Linked DNA regions of Mus musculus: regions 1 and 2 are each linked to region 3. A link is a loop called in an ENCODE intact Hi-C map of the cell type or tissue named here. Cell type or tissue: heart. All regions are shown on one strand. Links, peaks and the distances in the headings refer to the core of each region. The heading gives the core; the rest is flanking DNA.

Region 1 (5,484 bases), core at 1,385-3,884, 210 kb before region 3:
GGAAAAAAATTGGGGGGGTGGAATAGGGGACGGGATGAGACAGGATTTCTCTGTGTAGCCCCAACTGTCCCAAAACTCACTCTGTAGAACAGGCTGTCCTGGAACTCAGAGATCCTGCCTCTGTCTTCCCGAGCACTGGGATTAAAGACTTGTGCCACCACCACCCTGAGACATCATCAATTTCTAAAGTATTAGACTGGAACTGGACTTGGTAGTGTACACCTGTAATCCCCTCACTTGGAAGGTGGAGACAGGATTGGGAGTCCAGTCTCGTCATCCTTGGTTACAGACTGAGTAGGATAGCCTGGGCTACATGAACCTGTCCTACCCACAAGCCCCACAACCTCCTTGCTGGTGAGATGGTTTCAGCGGGTAAAAGTGATCACCACATATGTCTAAGAACCCGAGTTCCATCCCTGGAACCCACAATAGAAGGAGAGAAGTGACTTCTAAAAGGTGTCCCCTGGCATCCTTGTGTGCTGTGGCATGTTCCCGCACTCATACACAGATACATACCCAAAAATAAAATCAACATTTAAACAAACAATAGCACAAAGCTTGTCTGGTATGCAGAAGGCCTTTGGTACCTCAGGGGAAAAAGTACTGATATGGAATTTTACTTTTTTGGTGTACTATATCAAATATAAAACCTCGTGTGTTTTTTTTGTTGTTTTTGTTTTAGTCTGAGTGCATTTTAATTGAGACAGCTTGAGCATTCAGTGGCTGCATGTGGCCCTCTTCCAATGACAACAGCCACAGAATCTTATGGGTGAACAGATTATCCCAGGAAAACAAAAGCCGAGAGCTCAAAGCTACTGGTGAGCCCCTGATTCCAGATACTCCAATCCAAGTTATTTAGTGAGCTAGCAGCAGGGCTCAGTACTGGAGAGCCCATCCCGAGCACTGGAATTATTCACTCCAGAGACTTAATCTAATCTGCATTTAGATACTGGCCTCTCAGGCTGGAGAGATGGCTCAGCGATTAAGAGCACTGACTGCTCTTCCGAAGGTACTGAGTTCAAATCCCAGCAACCACATGGTGGCTCACAACCCCCTGTAATGAGATCTGACGCCCTCTTCTGGTGTGTCTGAAGACAGCTACAGGTACTTAATAAAAATAATAAATAAATCTTTGGGCTGGAGCAGTCAGAGACTGAGGGAGTGGGTTGACCGGAGCGAGCAGAGGTCCTATATACAATTCTCCACAACCACATGAAGGCTCACAACCATCTGAACAGCTACAGTGTATTCATATACATAAAAATAAAAAAAAATCTTAAAAAAAAAATAGATACTGGCCAGGGGTTTTTCAGGTACTGGTGACTGAATGACTCCAAGGCCTCATGCTAAAGAGGACGTTTTTTGGAGACAGGGGCTCACATAGCTCAGGCGAGCATTCTTCTGCCTCAGCCCCATGAATACTGGGATTGCAGACATACTGATTACTGCCTCCTCCAGCTTCAGCGAGTCTTATCTAGTGTCTACCGCTTCCATATGGTGGAAGCTACAACCTTGTGAGCGGAAACTCCTCTGCATTCTTTTGAATGCCCTTAGGCGGTCTGAACAGATTCCAGACCTAACACCAAAGCAGGAGACCTGTTGATTTATTATTTAGTTGGGACACTGTAATAATTCTGGTTGTCCTGAAACTATGTAGACCAGGCTGGCTTTGAACTCATAGATATCTGCCTACCTGTCTCTCACCAGTGCTAGGATTAAAGGCTGTATCTTAGGCATTCTTAACCATCTCTCTGGGCCATCTCTCCAGCCACCTGTGTACCTATTTCATATACCTAAGGCCACACAAAGCTTTCTCAGGTGAGTGTGGTCAGGCACAGAGGTCTTACAGCTCTGAGTCAGTTTGTGAATTGGCAATCTATCTGTGTTTTTTGTGGATTCCTAAGTGACTCCAATGTGTTGTTTGGGGACCCGTGCTTTAGGCCCTTTAGTAAGAAAACAGATCCACCTGTCACGCTAGCAGCTGTTGACACTCGAATACCTTGAAATTGGGCCCAGGAGGCAAGGTAAGGTTCACCATCTCTCCTGGGGTGTATTACAGCCTTACAGGTGCATCCAATTAAAATTAAACGTTTCATAACGCCTAGTGATGGGAGGGTATATATAAACAGTAATGAAGAGCAGAGTTTAGAATCAAAATCAGGCGGGTACTCATATTCCCAACCAATCCAACAAAACAAAGGAAGTGACCTTGGGACACTTTTGGGAAGTGTGACATCTCAAGGGTACTGGGTTATCAGAAGCTTCTTAAGGTAACAGAAACCACAGACCCAGAAAGTACCGAATGAAAACCACAAGCCTTGGTTTCTGTCCGAGTTTGAAAAGGAACCGAAGAGAAGTCCGTGACGCACAGAGTTAAGCCTTCCCTGCCCTGCCCCTCCACCAAGCCAAGGCGCAGCATGAAGCAAGTCGGGAGGGAAGGATGCGAGAAAGATGGGGTGACAGTCTAGCTAAGACGAGGCTTAGCTCCCAGGACGTCCAGTAGTCCCCAGTGTCCTGTTCAAGCTGGTTCCAGGTGGCTTGGCTAGAGCCCGGCGAGGGCGTGTCGCCGCCCCTTGAACTCGGGGAGGAGGGGCTTGGCCGGCTCAGCTATTGCCCCAGACCCAGAGAGCGAGCAAGGGGGCGCTGCCAGGTCCCGACAGTCTGGGTTGCCCCCAGCCGCGGCCCCTCCCCAGGCCCGCTCACCCAATGACGTAAGCCAGGATGAGCAGCTGCACCACGCGGTTCATGAGCCCCACTTTACGGCTGCGGATGAGCACGATGCGCGGCGTGTCGTACTCGAACAGGAAAGCCCGGAGCACGGAGCAGCAGCCTGCCATGGCTCCGCCGCCCGCTGCTCCGCGTCGTGGCCACCGCGGGTCGCCTTGTCGCTGCCACCACCACCACCGGGTCCGGGCAGCAGCCCCGCCCAGCAGCTCGGCCCGGAAATAGGCGGCGCGCGACCTGAGGAGCGCGTCTCCTCCCCCTCTGCCACCCCAGGGTGACGCCCCAACTCGTGACCCTCTCAAAGGGACGATCTAAAAAGCAAGAGTGGTATAGCACTAAGGGACGAATTACCTCTGGAGCAGGGAGCAAGGTCAGCTCCCGGAGGGACAAGGATAATGACGCCCTCAGGCCTAGGATTGAAAGGCAGACAGTTGAGTTCTGTTGCAAAGGACAGCTCTGCGGTTCAGATATAGGATAACGAGCCGTGCGCCAGGGGAACTTGGATAGGAGTTACATTCCTAGAGGACCCGAGTGCTGAAGAGTCAGTCCCCTGACTGAAGGAGGCAAACTTGATCTGGATGTAGTGGAGGGAGCCCCGCTGTGCTGCTTTATGAAACTATAGGGTGGGTGAATAAGTACCTGGTGTACTAGGATGTCTGCAGAAGTCAGCCACAAATGCCACCATATACCCCTCTTAGGCCTGAAGCCGATCCATGTCCCTACCCCTAGTCAGATAACTGTCGTAGTTGCACCTGAGAGGAGGCAACAGCCAGCACCTGGGGGGTGGGGGGGGGTCCCTGTAGCCATCTTGCTATTGAGAATGGCTTACCGCAAGCTTAGGGAGAATTGGAAAAATTCAAGCCCGTGGGGAGACACCATTGTTAAGGTCACATATATCCATTCCCTTCCGAAGTTTTTTTAATAGGCGTTTTATATTAAGTGTAACAGATACATCCAAGTACCCTTATACCAGGTACTGTCCAGCAAGCATAGTGAGAGCATCTCAGCCCTGTGCAGTATAAATATAGCAGGTAATATACACAAGGCTTGAGGTTCTAATCAGACTCCTCGCGGTTCTTTTCATTTTCTGCTCCATGCATCTTTTATTTCATCTGAGTTAGCTTCAGCTTCTGGTCACTTGGCTCCATGGATCTGAGAGAGCATGGTGGACCTTACAGAAAGGCATGGGGACAAGGTGTGTCTTTCCACCACCAGGTCCCAGGGAATTAGTTATTCCAGCTGGCTTCACCTCCTTTGTACCGCCTCCCAATGCTAAGATAAGATTTGCCGTTATGTCATAGCTCCCAATGTTAAGGTCTCTCAGCATCCAGTCCCCTCTCAGCATTATCTCCCACGTAGGGAAGAAGCCTTCAACACATGAAGGTTTGGGAAGAACTCTTCATACACAAGTCATAGTGCCCTGTTACCAGCGACTCATCACGGGATTTGAATGATTTTGAGTTTTAATCTAAGGCCTAGTGGGAAAACATGCCAGCCTGGTGTGGTGGCACATGCCTGTTATCCCAGCAGTCCGAAAGCAGAGCTGGGAGGATTGGCACAAGTTCAAAGCCAGCCTGGTTTATATACCTAGTTCTAACTATAGAGTGAGACCTTGTTTCCGTCTATAGTCAGTGAGTAGGATAGATGCTGCCAAATTTGACAACCTGAGTTTAATCCCTAGAACATAAGTGGTGGAAAAAAAGAGAACAAACTCCCACGATTGTCCTCCAGCGTGTGCGTGCCCCCCTCCTAGTACATTGTTTGAGAAAATTCTGAGACAAAAGAATAAATATAAGCCATGTGATATTTCCTTAATTCTTCTTGACCACTACTCTCTATGTCTTACTGGGTCATCATCCTGAGTTTCTCACACGCAGGACAAAGGCTCTGGCGTGACATCTCCAGCCCTGACTGCTTCTTATTTTGTAATACCTATTTGATTTTTTTTTCCCAAGACAGGGTTTCTCTGTGTAGCCCTGGCTGTCCTGGAACTCACTCTGTAGACCAGGCTGGCCTCGAACTCAGAAATCCGCCTGCCTCTGCCTCCAGAGTGCTGGGATCAAAGGCGTGCGCCACCATGCCTGGCTTGATTTTTTTTAAATGTATTCATCTTTAAAGGATTTATTTTTAATTATGGGTACTTGTGTGCATGTGACGTGTGTCATGCATATGTGCAAGAGGACACCGGATCTCGTGGAACTGGAGTTGTGGGCAGTTGTGAGCTACTTGATGTGTGTCATGAGTAGTTTTATAAGTCTTACAGTTTTTTTTCTCTATCCCAGCTAGCTTTCAAATAAATGAGACTGAAACTATTAGATTTATTTAATAGGCTTTACAGTATAAGATCTAAGCAGCTCTTAATCTATTCTAATTCTCTAAGGTAATCTGGCTGTCAACCAGCCAAAACCGCCTAGAAACTTGCAGTTTAATATCAGTCTGGCTCTCTCTGCTCCAGTCTGTTCTCATGGTATCTCCTGGACCCTCTCTACTTGGTGAATATTTCTTTCCTTCTCCCCTCACCCCCCAGCCCCCACCGCCACTGGCAGAAGTCCCGCCCTATTCTCTCCTCTAGTCAGTTATTGGTTAATAGAGCTTTTATTGACAAATAGAATAAATGGGGAGCAATGTTTGCACAAATTTGCGACAGCATGTCTTTGAATAAGCATTACAGTACCCTGCTTGCCATGTAACAGATATAAGAGCAAAGAGATCGACATTTGAATATTACAAGAATAATCTTTACACAGTAAACAAAAAATA
Region 2 (5,484 bases), core at 1,051-3,550, 76 kb after region 3:
CACACCTTTAATCCCAGCACTGAGGAGGCAGAGGCAGGCGGATTTCTGAGTTCAAGGCCAGCCTGGTCTACAAAGTGAGTTCCAGAGAAACCCTGTCTCGAAAAACCAAAAAGAAAAAAAAATATTCCTTAAATTTAAGTGGCTTAATGAGAGGCACAGCATTTGAACACCATGCAAATATGGCCAAAACATCTAAAACACTATCTTACTGTATTGTGGTTTTGTACAATGTGTGTTTTCTTACTACAGAAGCTAATGATACCTATAAATCAATACAATGAACAAATGGAGAACACAGGCTTTCCTTCCCATTTTTACATCCTTCCATCTTTTCTGGCTTTTTGAGACAGCAGCTCACCTGTAGTCCAGGTAGCCCTGAACTTACAGCAATCTTCCTGCTTCTGCCTTGGAAGTGATGGGTCACAGAATGGACCGCTATGCCTACTCAATAAGACCTCTTAATTTAGTACTGTTTTACATACACCTCTATTATCTTAGGTTAACATCAAATTTTATGGATAATATTGCCAAAGGATAGCAATAATTACAAAAAAGCTAGAGACTCTAGAAAGAAAATTTACCACTCTGAATTATTTCATTGAGAAACTCAACAAAACAGGCTCCTGCAAACTTCAAATACCAAAGAAAAAAGCCAGTAAGAGAACACAATTGGAAAGCCAGAATGGCAGAGTGATAACGGATTAGTCTATCTTAGAGTCATTACTGTGATTTATATGCGTATGTGCACAGGTGCACGCTGCTGCCCAGAAGAGAAGGTTGGACACACACCCCCCTAGGAACTTGACATGCATGCTAAGAAATTCAAGTCCCCTCAAGAGCAGCAAACACTCTTAACTATGGCGCCATTTCATCTCCCCAGGCCCTAAAGGCTCGTTCAATTCTACAGACACAAAGCAAGCTTGCCAGCACTAGAAGCACACTGTCACCTGGACTCTCAGGTGTCTAAAGTCACTGTGTGGGAATCCCATGCTTCAAACAGTCCTCTGCGCTCTCTCTCTATCTCTCTCTGTGTGTGTGTGTGTGTGTGTGTGTGTGCGCGATGGAGCCCAAAGCCTCACAAAGGCTAGGCAAGCCTATCACAGAACTTCAACCTCTAACCTCAAAAAGATGCAATAGTCCTTATAAGCAAGGTTAATGCCGAGACACTGCTTTATTTCCGTCCTGCATGGGGTACCAAGCCAAGGTCTCTGCATGTTAGGTAAGCAGTCCACCCACAGCTTATCGGCAACCCTGGTTACCACTCTTGTGTTTATACCTCCAGTCCCACTCCTTCCCAAATTAAGTAATGGTATATATTTTCCTCTGAAAGGTAAAGAACAGACTGAGACAAGGAAGTCTATAAAAAGGTACTTATTTCATGCTATTATTATTTTGTTTGGGCTTTTTGCTTGTTTCTTTGTTTGTTTGTTTGGAGTCAGGGTCTTACTGTATAGCTCTGGCTGTCCTGGAACTCACTCTATAGACCAGGCTGGCCTCAAACTCGGAGATCCACCTGCCTCTGCCTTCTGAGTGCTGGGATTAAAGGCGTGTGCCATCATGCCTGGCCCAAGTATTTTAAACACAGGGGAAGCCATATGTGGTGGTGTAGATCTTTAATTCACTGAGATTTGGGAGACAGAAGCAGGAAGATCTTTGAGTTCAAAGCCAACTTGGTCTACGTAGCCAGTTCCAGAACAGTTAAGACTATAGACACTGTCTCAAACAAACAAAATGGGAGACAATTTTTTTAAAAAACCAAACAACTAGGTACCACTACCAGGTAGGGTCATATATTCCTGCAATCCTAGCATATGGAAGCAGAGGTAGGAGGACCAGGCATTCAGAAAGCTATCCTTGGGGTCTGGAGAGATGGCTCAGAGGTTAAGAGCTCTGACTGCTCTTCCTGAGGTCCTGAGTTCAATTCCCAACTACCACATGATGGCTCACAACCATCTGTAATGAGATCTGATGTCTTCTGCTGGGGTGTCTGACGACAGCTACAGTGTACTTACATATAATAAATAACAAATCTTTAAAAAAAAAAAGAAAAAGCTATGCTTGGCTACATAATCAATCCAACATCAGCCTGAGTTATGACCCTCTCTCAAAAGGGAAGTTAGAGGGGCTCAGCAGTTAAGAGCACAGGAATTTTGCAGAGGATCCAAGTCTAAATTCCAGCACATACATCGGGCAGTTTACAGCTCTTTGTAACTCCAGCTTACACCTCCAAGGAATCTGATGCCCTCTTCTGGCCTCCAAATGCACCAGGCACATAAACATAAAAACCAAAGTAATTCCAAGTCTATTAGCAGTCAGTCCCGCAGTCAGTCCCTAATGTGACTTCATTTGGTAATCTATAGTACCTTCTTAAAAAATAAGCTGTATTATTATGTATGTGTACTTAGGAACCTGTGTACAGGTACATACAACAAAATCATTCAAAAGAGTCAAATGGGCCGGGCGTGGTGGCACACGCCTTTGATCCCAGCACTGGGGGGGTGGGGGGGTGGGGGGGCAGAGGCAGGTGGTTTTCTGAGTTTGAGGCCAGCCTGGTCTACAGAGTGAGTTCCAGGACACCCAGGGCTACACAGAGAAACCCTGTCTCGAAAAACCAAAAAAAAAAAAAAAAAAAAAAAAGTCAAATGGGATAGATGGAGTCCATAATCTCAGAACTTGAAGGTAGGAGCAGGAGGATCAGGGGTTCAAGGTCAGCCTCAGCTTCACGAAGACCGGTGTGCTGGCTCAATCATCATTTAATTCCGACACTGTGGAGTCAGAGGCAAGTGGATCTCTGAGTTCCAGGACGGCCAGGGCTACACAGTGAAGCTGTGAGGTGGGAAAAACAGAGGCAAGCAAAGTACTGCTTCCTCGGTTTTGAACCTGACCCAACCACCATCCTTCTCCAGAGAGCACTGCTTTTCATGTATCACTCCAGAGACACTACTCGCTCGGCAAGTATGTTACAGTGTGTCTTAGTCAGGGTTTCTATTCCTGCACAAACATCATGACCAAGAAGCAAGTTGGGGAGGAAAGGGTTTATTCGGCTTACACTTCCACACTGCGGTTCATCACCAAGGAAGTCAGGACTGGAACTTAAGCAGGTCAGGAAGCAGGAGCTGATGCAGAGGCCATGGAGGGATGTTCTTTACTGGCTTGCTTCCCCTGGCTTGCTCAGCCTGCTCTCTTATAGAACCCAAGACTACCAGCCCAGAGATGGTACCACCCCACAAGAGGCCCCCCCCACTTGATCACTCATTGAGGAAATGCCTTACAGCTGGATCTCATGGAGGCATTTCTTCAACTGAAGCTCCTTTCTCTGTGATAACTCCAGCCTGTGTCAAGTTGACACCCAAAACCAGCCAGTACACAATGACCATTTCCCGGGCAGAGCGATATCTTAGGTAACTGTAAAGGCTAGATCCAGCTGCAAGGCATTTTAGGTAAGAATTCTACCACTGAACTATGTTATCAGTCTTATTTTGTTTTTGGACAGTGTGTACACTGTCTCTTCAACAAATATCAAAACATAAAGGATGAAGGTCAGAACTTATCTGCTTCCTGTAGCTAAGAACTTGCCAATCTAACCTAACGTGGAAAAGCATGGGTTAGCCCAATTCAGTCTAACTAGAGGAGGACGCTCTATAGCGTTCAAACAGTGCTAGAACGTTGTCCCGACCCAAGAGTAAAGATTAGGGCATTATCCCCAACACAGGAAACCATTTGCTATGAAGCACCACTAAGATTCTGGGGAAAAGTCCTCAACATCAACACAGAAGGCTGACAGAGACCAGTGTCCCTCGTGTCACACTAAGAAGCTGGTGACCGGGCTGGTGAGATGGCTCAGTGGGTAAGAGCACCCGACTGCTCTTCCGAAGGTCCGAAGTTCAAATCCCAGCAACCACATGGTGGCTCACAACCACCCGTAATGAGATCTGATGCCCTCTTCTGGAGTGTCTGAAGACAGTTACAGTGTACTTACATATAATAAATAAAAATAAATAAATAAATAAAATCTTTAAAAAAAAAAAAAAAAAGAAGCTGGTGACCAAATGATGTGTGTGCCTAGTCGGTCCAAAGCACACTAATGAATTGGAGTGGGGGGTAGTGACTGAATTACAGGCCCCTCACAGCCCTTTGGCTGTCTCACTAGACTAGCCTCAGCCACGCCAAATGCAAATGTCTGCACGGAGTAGAAGGCTACTGTAATGTTCTTTGGAAGCACTAGACAGTGGTGGACTGAAATACAAACTATCTCCAATCATAGACAGATCCACTCGCTCCTCTATGTTCTCCAGGGTGTGATCTTGGTCGACCTACTGGACCTCCCTGTAATAAACACATTTCCTTAGCATTTTTTTTTGTTTTGTTTTGTTTTGAGACAAGGTTTCTCTGTGTAGCCCTGGCTGTCCTGGAACTCACTCTGTACACCAGGCTGGCCTCGAACTCAGAAATCCGCCTGCCTCTGCCTCCCAAGTGCTGGGACTAAAGGCATGCGCCACCACTGCCCGGCTCAGGCAGCGGTTCTAAAGTGAAGCCACCGGTGCCAATGCTTGCTCTGAGAGCGCTCGGGCAGGAGGAGAAATTAGAGAAAAGGAATGACTAGGTTGACTTGCGGAGCCACGTCGAAGAGTGAGCAATGATGGGGAAATTTTTAAGCAAGGCCCTTACAGGCAATTCAAGCCTACAACTGTCCCGGGCTTCCTTTGAGACGCAGTAAACCCGGCTAGATAGAACTGTCACTCCATCGGTAGTGTTTTGCCTAGCACGCCTGAAATCCCTGGTTCGATCCCCAAGGTCCACACGCACACTGAGAGCATGGTGGGGGTGTAAAACACCAGTTAACCCCCCCCCCCCAGCTTCTGGGAGGCGTAGGCAGGAGGGTAAGAAGGTCAAGGTCTTCCTTGACTACACACACACACACACACAGCCTGGGGCAGGCTAGCCTGGGCTACAGGAGACCCCTGTTTGTAAACACAACCACACAAAACCAGTCACTCCCCGGCGGCAATGTCGGGCCTTACATTAGACTGCCAGGGTTCCTTTTAAATTAAAAAAAGGCGCCACCGCGCCCGCCACCGATGCTCTCAGTCTCGGAAAGTGGGGTCCCCTCCCTCCGCTGGGGTGGCACCCCCACGGCTGACACTCGGTGGACTGGGTCCCCGGGACTCAGGGGACTTCGTCGTTCTGGAAGGAGCCAGAACTCCGAGGCCACCGAGGCCGGATCCCGCGCAGCCCTCCGCGGGACCACACCGTCCCCCCGCCACCGCCAACCCCGGCTCCCGGGACCGCCACCTCCCCGCCTCTCCAACTCACGGGTTGTTGTTACTCATGGTGAGCAGCAGGCTGCTGAGGAGCCGCACGTTGGAGTGCAGTCCCGCAGCCGCCATGTCCCGCACGTGGTCTATCACACTCATCCTGCCCGGCAACACCGTGGCCCCCGGCGACACCGCGGCACCGGCAGCGGCGGACAGAACTCCCGGGAAC
Region 3 (5,484 bases), core at 1,568-4,067:
TTAACCGCTGAGCCATCTCTCCAGCCCTTCTTTTTGGTTTAAACCTAAGCTTCACAGCCATTCTTCTCATAGGTAAGTGGTCCAGAGGCCAAAATAAATCCAGCTTATTGATGAATGGAAAAATTAGTACACTGGAGCTGAGCAGACGTTTGCTGAGGCCTTAGTGCTGGCAGAGCCCTTCCCAAGTAACTGATGGGTTGAGGAGGGTGGGGCTCTCATTGGTTTCATGCATTTAAACTGTAGGCACTCAATAAATGATGAGCAGATGTTGGGGACTGTGCTTTGTACTGAGTATGGACCAGACAGACAAGCTTCATTCTCAAGTCTGGATGCCCTTACAAGATGCTAGGAGGCAGGCACCGAGCAGCTAAACAAAATCTACAGTGTATTTTCCATAGAAAAGTGCTAGGGCAGCAGAGACCCTTGAATAATGTGATAGTAGGCATCCTGGGGAGGGGAGCTGCTTTAGATAATAAAGCATCTTTCCGGGGGGTGGGGGGGACTCGGGGATTTAGCTCAGTGGTAGAGAGCTTGCCTAGCAAGCTCAAGGCCCTGGGTTCGGTCCTCAGCTCTGGAAAAACAAAACAAAAAAAACCACCAAACATCTTTCAGGAGGGGACCGGACAAGGAGGAAGATGGCCTGAGGGAAAAACTGGGAACCCGTGTTGTAGGGTGCACCTCCAGCCCCTGAAGGAGGGGACTACAGAACAAAAGCCAAACCCAGTGAGCATCACAGACAAACTAAGAGAGGTCATGACCTTCCTACTCTCAGTGCCCCTTGCTGTAGGTACGACAGAACTGGAATCCAGCTAGGAGGGAGACCCACCAGCTCTCCATCCCTCCCACCCTCTCACCCCCCACCTCGCAGGCAGTCACCTGATCCTCCAGAAGAGGCTGTGACCTAACCAGTTTCCACCTTGCTTCTAGGGAGTGCATTGCTATACACTAGAATTTTTGTTTGTTTGTTTCGTGTAGGGTTCTGTTGGTCCTGTTCCAAGTATCAATCAGAACTGCGTGCCAGCCTCCACTCCTTGGAAATAATTAAATGAAGTGACGTACTTGATTTTTTTTTTCAGTCGGGTAAAGCACCATGATTTGCATCTGCTGAAGGAATCTATCTTAAGTCTTGAGGCGGAGCCTTGTGGGACGTCTCAAGTGATTGGGGGGGGGGGGTGGCGTTGCTAAACACTCAAGAAGATGAAATGCTTTATTTTGCAATCTATGCCCTTCATGAAGCCGCATTTTGTGAAGATATTTGCAAATTCAATGCAAAGGGCCTCCTCCCTGTTAAGTATGGCTTCCCACATTCCTCTGCTTTTTAAATTTATTTTGTATGTTTTAGACAAGGTCCAACGTGGAAGACTGCTCCTAAACTCCTTCAGTGTCTGTCCATGACCTTGAACTCTTGATCCCGTGGCTTCCACTTCTGTTCGTGGGATCACAGGCGGGCTCCGTATAGCCTCTTTATATTGGCAAAATTACCTTGCATGCTAGGCTCTGTACAGACCTCACAGAAACAACAGATGATCTGTGGTTTAAGAATAGATTTGGGATTGAAGGCTCCTTCTCTCGCATTGGGGGAAGTGGAAGTCTTATATAGCAGCCATCATTTGGAAGCCAAAGCCAAGCCACCTAGCATAGCTGCTACAGCATAACCTGTGACTTCTATGCAGACGTGTGTCAAAGGCTGTGTGAGCTACTAAAAACGAAATAAAACTTCCTCCTTCCTCCCCCAAGAGTGGGATTCCCTGTCGGGGCACAGAACCCGCAGGGGAAGGAAGGGCTGGTGTTGGCGTGCGATGGAGATGAGGCTTTCGGCTGGGGGTGTGGGATGCGGTGTTCCCGAGGCGACAGATGAGCGCTTTTGGCTGTGTGGGAAGGGAACTGCGGAATTCCTCCCCTTGGTTGCTGAGGGGGGCTCTGAAGGAGACATTAGGATGCAGAGCACGGCTCGCGCTGCCCAGGACGCGGAGGCAAGCCAAGGACACCAGTGCGAGCGCGCCTCGGCCCCCCTGCGTTCCCGAGCCTCCCTGCCAATGCGCGGTCCCAGCCAGTCCCCAACCTCAGCGGCAGGGCAACCAGCACAGAGCGCCCACCCGTGAACTCCGCGCTCTATCCCCGCGCGCGGTCGATACGGGAAAAGCCGTGGCCCCGGAAAAGTCAGGCTCACCCTCCGCCCGCGCCGGTGGCCGCAGCGCATCGAGCACAGCGTGGACGCAGAGGTGGCCCTGGCCCCGTGCGCGCGCACAGGCGCCGCGCGCGGCCTCGATCCGGGTTCCTGGGGGGCGGCGCGCGGGAGGAGGCGGGGCCTGCTGGCGGCGTGGGCGCGCGGTGCGCGCGCGCGGGAGGGCGCCGGAGGAGGGGGCGGGGCCGCGCCGCCCGCGCCGCGCTGGGGGCTCTCTCGGCCAATGAGCGGCGTCCACATGCCGCGGCGGCGGCGAGAGGGGAGGCAGCGGCGGATAAATGCTATTAGAGCAGCCTCCGCGGAGCCGTCCCCGACGCCGCCACCTCCCGTCTCCTCCGCCGCAGTTCCCTCCGCCGCCGCTGTCGGGGGTGCAGAGCTGAGGGGCTCGGGCCGGCGCGCCGCGCAGCTCCTCTCCCGTCGCCTGCCTCGCGGTTCCCGGCGCCGAGGGCTCGGCCCGGCGCCGCTCCTCATCTGCGCCCCGTCTCCTCGGCGCAGCGCCCGGGGCCTGCGCTGCCCGCGGCCGGCTGGCAGCTGCTGAAGCGACCCACACTCGCGGCGGGGCGGGAGGCTCGCAGTCCCTCGGGCGGGCTCGGCGAGGCCGGGCCGCGTGCGGCGGTTTCTGGGGGAGGGGGCTCGGGTGATTCAGCGCCCCGGTCAGGCGGAAGCGGCCGCCGCCGCCGCGGAGGAGGAGGAGGAGAAGAAAAAGGAGGGGACAGCTGTCCGCGCCCGGGCGCCCGCGGTGGCACGAGCCCGCGGCCGGAGTGCGAGGCGGTAGGCGAGGAGGCCGCGGGGACGCGAGGCGAGGCCGGCCGGGGCCCCCGCAGCCATGGAGAACGCTCACACAAAGACCGTGGAGGAGGTGCTGGGCCACTTCGGGGTCAACGAGAGCACGGGGCTGAGCTTGGAGCAGGTCAAGAAGCTCAAGGAGAGATGGGGCTCCAACGGTAGGTGCGGGGCGCCGGGGCTGCAGCGGCGCGGCGCGGGCCCGAGCGCCAAGGAAGATGGCTGACCCGGCTCCACCTCGTGGGGCTTGGCTCGGCGCGGCGCCCGACGGCTGCGAGAGGCCGGGCGGTCCACGCGCGGGTCTGGGCCATCGCCGACCTCTAGGGGTCTCGAGCCGGTGACCTTCCCGGCCGGCGCTCAGCGAGTCGGATTGGGGGGGGGGGAGAGGGAGTGGGAAGGAGGGAGGAGGTTCCTGCGGCTGGGCTGAGTCCCCCGCGGATTTATGAGGCGTCGATGTTGTTGAGAAACCCTCGGACCGTTTCTTGTGCTCCCCAAAGTTGCACATCTGGCAGAAGTGATGACCCAGCTGAAATGACTGCATGGTCCTGGAGGCCGGAGAGGGCTTACGGGCAGTTCCGAGGCCACTGATTACCAGGGCTGAATAATTTTCTCGGGGTATCAAAGTGGAGACAGATTGTTGTACGTTCATACACCTATATCCGCCATTCAGACAACGATGGTGGTGAATTTAGCAGTTTTTAATAAAAGCGCTAATACAATATCTTCATTTTTCTTTCTGCTTTCCTCCTGACACGTTGCTGTCGAATTTCGGCCTTCTAGAATTGCCGGCTGAAGAAGGTAAATAATATTAACATGTTATTTTGGAGAGATGATGTGTGCAGGCTGATTGATGTGGACAATTGAAACAAATGGTTTGTTTTTTTTTTTTTTTTTTTTCCTTTCCTTTTCTAACAGGAAAAACCTTGCTGGAACTTGTGATTGAGCAGTTTGAAGACTTACTAGTTAGAATTTTACTGCTGGCAGCATGTATATCTTTCGTAAGTATTTAAAAAATTATTTTGTCTCCCCATAAAAGTTGAAAGAATTTCGTTGGGACACCAGAAAATAAATAATTACCATTGAGTTTCCGTGTTTAAAAACAAACAAACAAAATAACTCAAGAATTAGAGGGGGGAAAATGATAGAAGCTGTTTTGCTTAGGTTACAGTGCAGTGAGAGGTGACCCCTGACTGCGCAGGGTCTCTGGAATTCTTGTGTCTCACCAGTTTTTAGTATCAGAAAGTTCCTCACTCTAAGTCCTTTTCTGTTGGGGTTCTTCCATTTGTTATCATGTTGTAAGATCACACTACGATGATGTTGGGCACTCTGTAAATAGATCGTACAAAAGGAATATTCCAGTTGCTTTGCCTTCCTGGTGGTGGCAAGGTGACAGTTGTTCCTGACAGTGACAAGAATGATGACGGCAGTGATGGCACCACTGTTGACCAAATTTGGTCACTGACCTCTAGGGTGGCATCTAACCTGGACCCCTGTCTTGAGTGATTCCTAGAGTAAGAGAGCAAAGTTCAGTATTCTTGGTTCTAAATATTAAAGAGGGAATAAAGGTGAAGGTGGGGTTTTTGTTTGTTTTTTTTTCTTTCTTTCTTTCTTGTTCTGTATGTGCTTGAGCCAGTGTGGTTGCTAAGAAACTAGAGAAATGCAGAGAGAGACCTGCCTAAGAAAAGCTAATGGGGACGGCAAGGGTAGTTCTAGGTTATTAACATTTTACTCCAGGATTTTTTTTTCCTGGGCAGTGGACCTTATAGTTTCTTTTAAATGGTGATAATGGTATGCAGATGTTCTTAATCTTCATAACACACGCCAATTTTTATTCTTAGAACATTGTATTCTTATACTGTGATAGGAAGTGAAAAATCATACAGTACTTGTCTTAGGTTTCACAAAACTGATAACTGTATGGTTTCAATTATGTATTCACACGTTTAAGTCTGACCCAGGGGTTCTGTGGTCATGGCCTCTATGAAAACATTAGCTTAGAGGATTGTTTAGAGAACTTACTGAATTCAGGTAAAGGAAAGATTAATTTTTTAGCTATTTTTAAAATAATAGTTAATTGGCAGCAAAGGGGACTTTTAGGAGCAGTTGTATACATGAATTTTCTCCTGAAACTTTGGTTTGTCATCTACGTGTTGTGTACCCCTTACTCGCTAGCTCATTTCGTAAGAATTTCACCTGTGGTTTTCACTGAATAAAATTTATTAGATTCCCATAGGAGACCATTCAGCATACTGCTGAGTTATTTACTCTGTACTTCTTATATATAATATCTTTTTGTGATTAATTTTTAAAAATTTTGTCCAATAGGTGGTTGTTTCATTTGTAAACAAGATAAATGGAGTTGATTATAGTTTGAGCGTGTTGCCATGTGCTAAAATAAGTTATATATGTGGGGGTTGTTTAAGGTTTGTATTTATGCAGGCTACATCATTCTGGAAGTCTCTGCTTTCGCATTAAATGGTGCCATTCACTAAGGCCATCAAGGACTTAGAATTAGA

What was found. A loop is a pair of places that touch in the nucleus more often than their neighbours do. Peaks named below come from ENCODE experiments on the same cell type or tissue, not always from the same donor. Only the 100,000 strongest peaks of a DNase experiment are listed, where the experiment ranks them.
Region 1: it touches region 3 in a loop (2.9-fold over the local background); 1 of 42 quality-filtered maps calls a loop at or near these places.
Region 2: it touches region 3 in a loop (2.0-fold over the local background); 1 of 42 quality-filtered maps calls a loop at or near these places.

What each region holds. Positions count from the first base shown.
Region 1 is chr5:122,705,007-122,710,490 of GRCm38, reverse strand. It overlaps P2rx4 (purinergic receptor P2X, ligand-gated ion channel 4), which reads right to left and starts at 2,947. Exons shown (of 12, transcript NM_011026.3): 1 at 2,704-2,947. The coding sequence starts at 2,837. In heart, for the core only: a CTCF peak has its summit at 2,684; a DNase peak (open chromatin) is centred at 2,810; H3K4me3 peaks cover 1,713 bases; H3K27ac peaks cover 1,866 bases.
Region 2 is chr5:122,422,508-122,427,991 of GRCm38, reverse strand. Anapc7 (anaphase promoting complex subunit 7) reads right to left here. Exons shown (of 11, transcript NM_019805.4): 1 at 5,314-5,484. The coding sequence starts at 5,414. Among named protein-coding and RNA genes, the nearest start is that of Anapc7, 2.8 kb to the right of the region's middle. In heart, for the core only: a CTCF peak has its summit at 2,245 (motif pointing left); no DNase peak of the experiment used is centred there.
Region 3 is chr5:122,499,213-122,504,696 of GRCm38, reverse strand. It overlaps Atp2a2 (ATPase, Ca++ transporting, cardiac muscle, slow twitch 2), which reads left to right and starts at 2,472. Exons shown (of 20, transcript NM_001110140.3): 1 at 2,472-3,129; 2 at 3,749-3,766; 3 at 3,884-3,966. The coding sequence starts at 3,012. In heart, for the core only: CTCF peaks have their summits at 2,534 and 3,282; DNase peaks (open chromatin) are centred at 2,336 and 3,186; H3K4me3 peaks cover 2,500 bases; H3K27ac peaks cover 2,500 bases.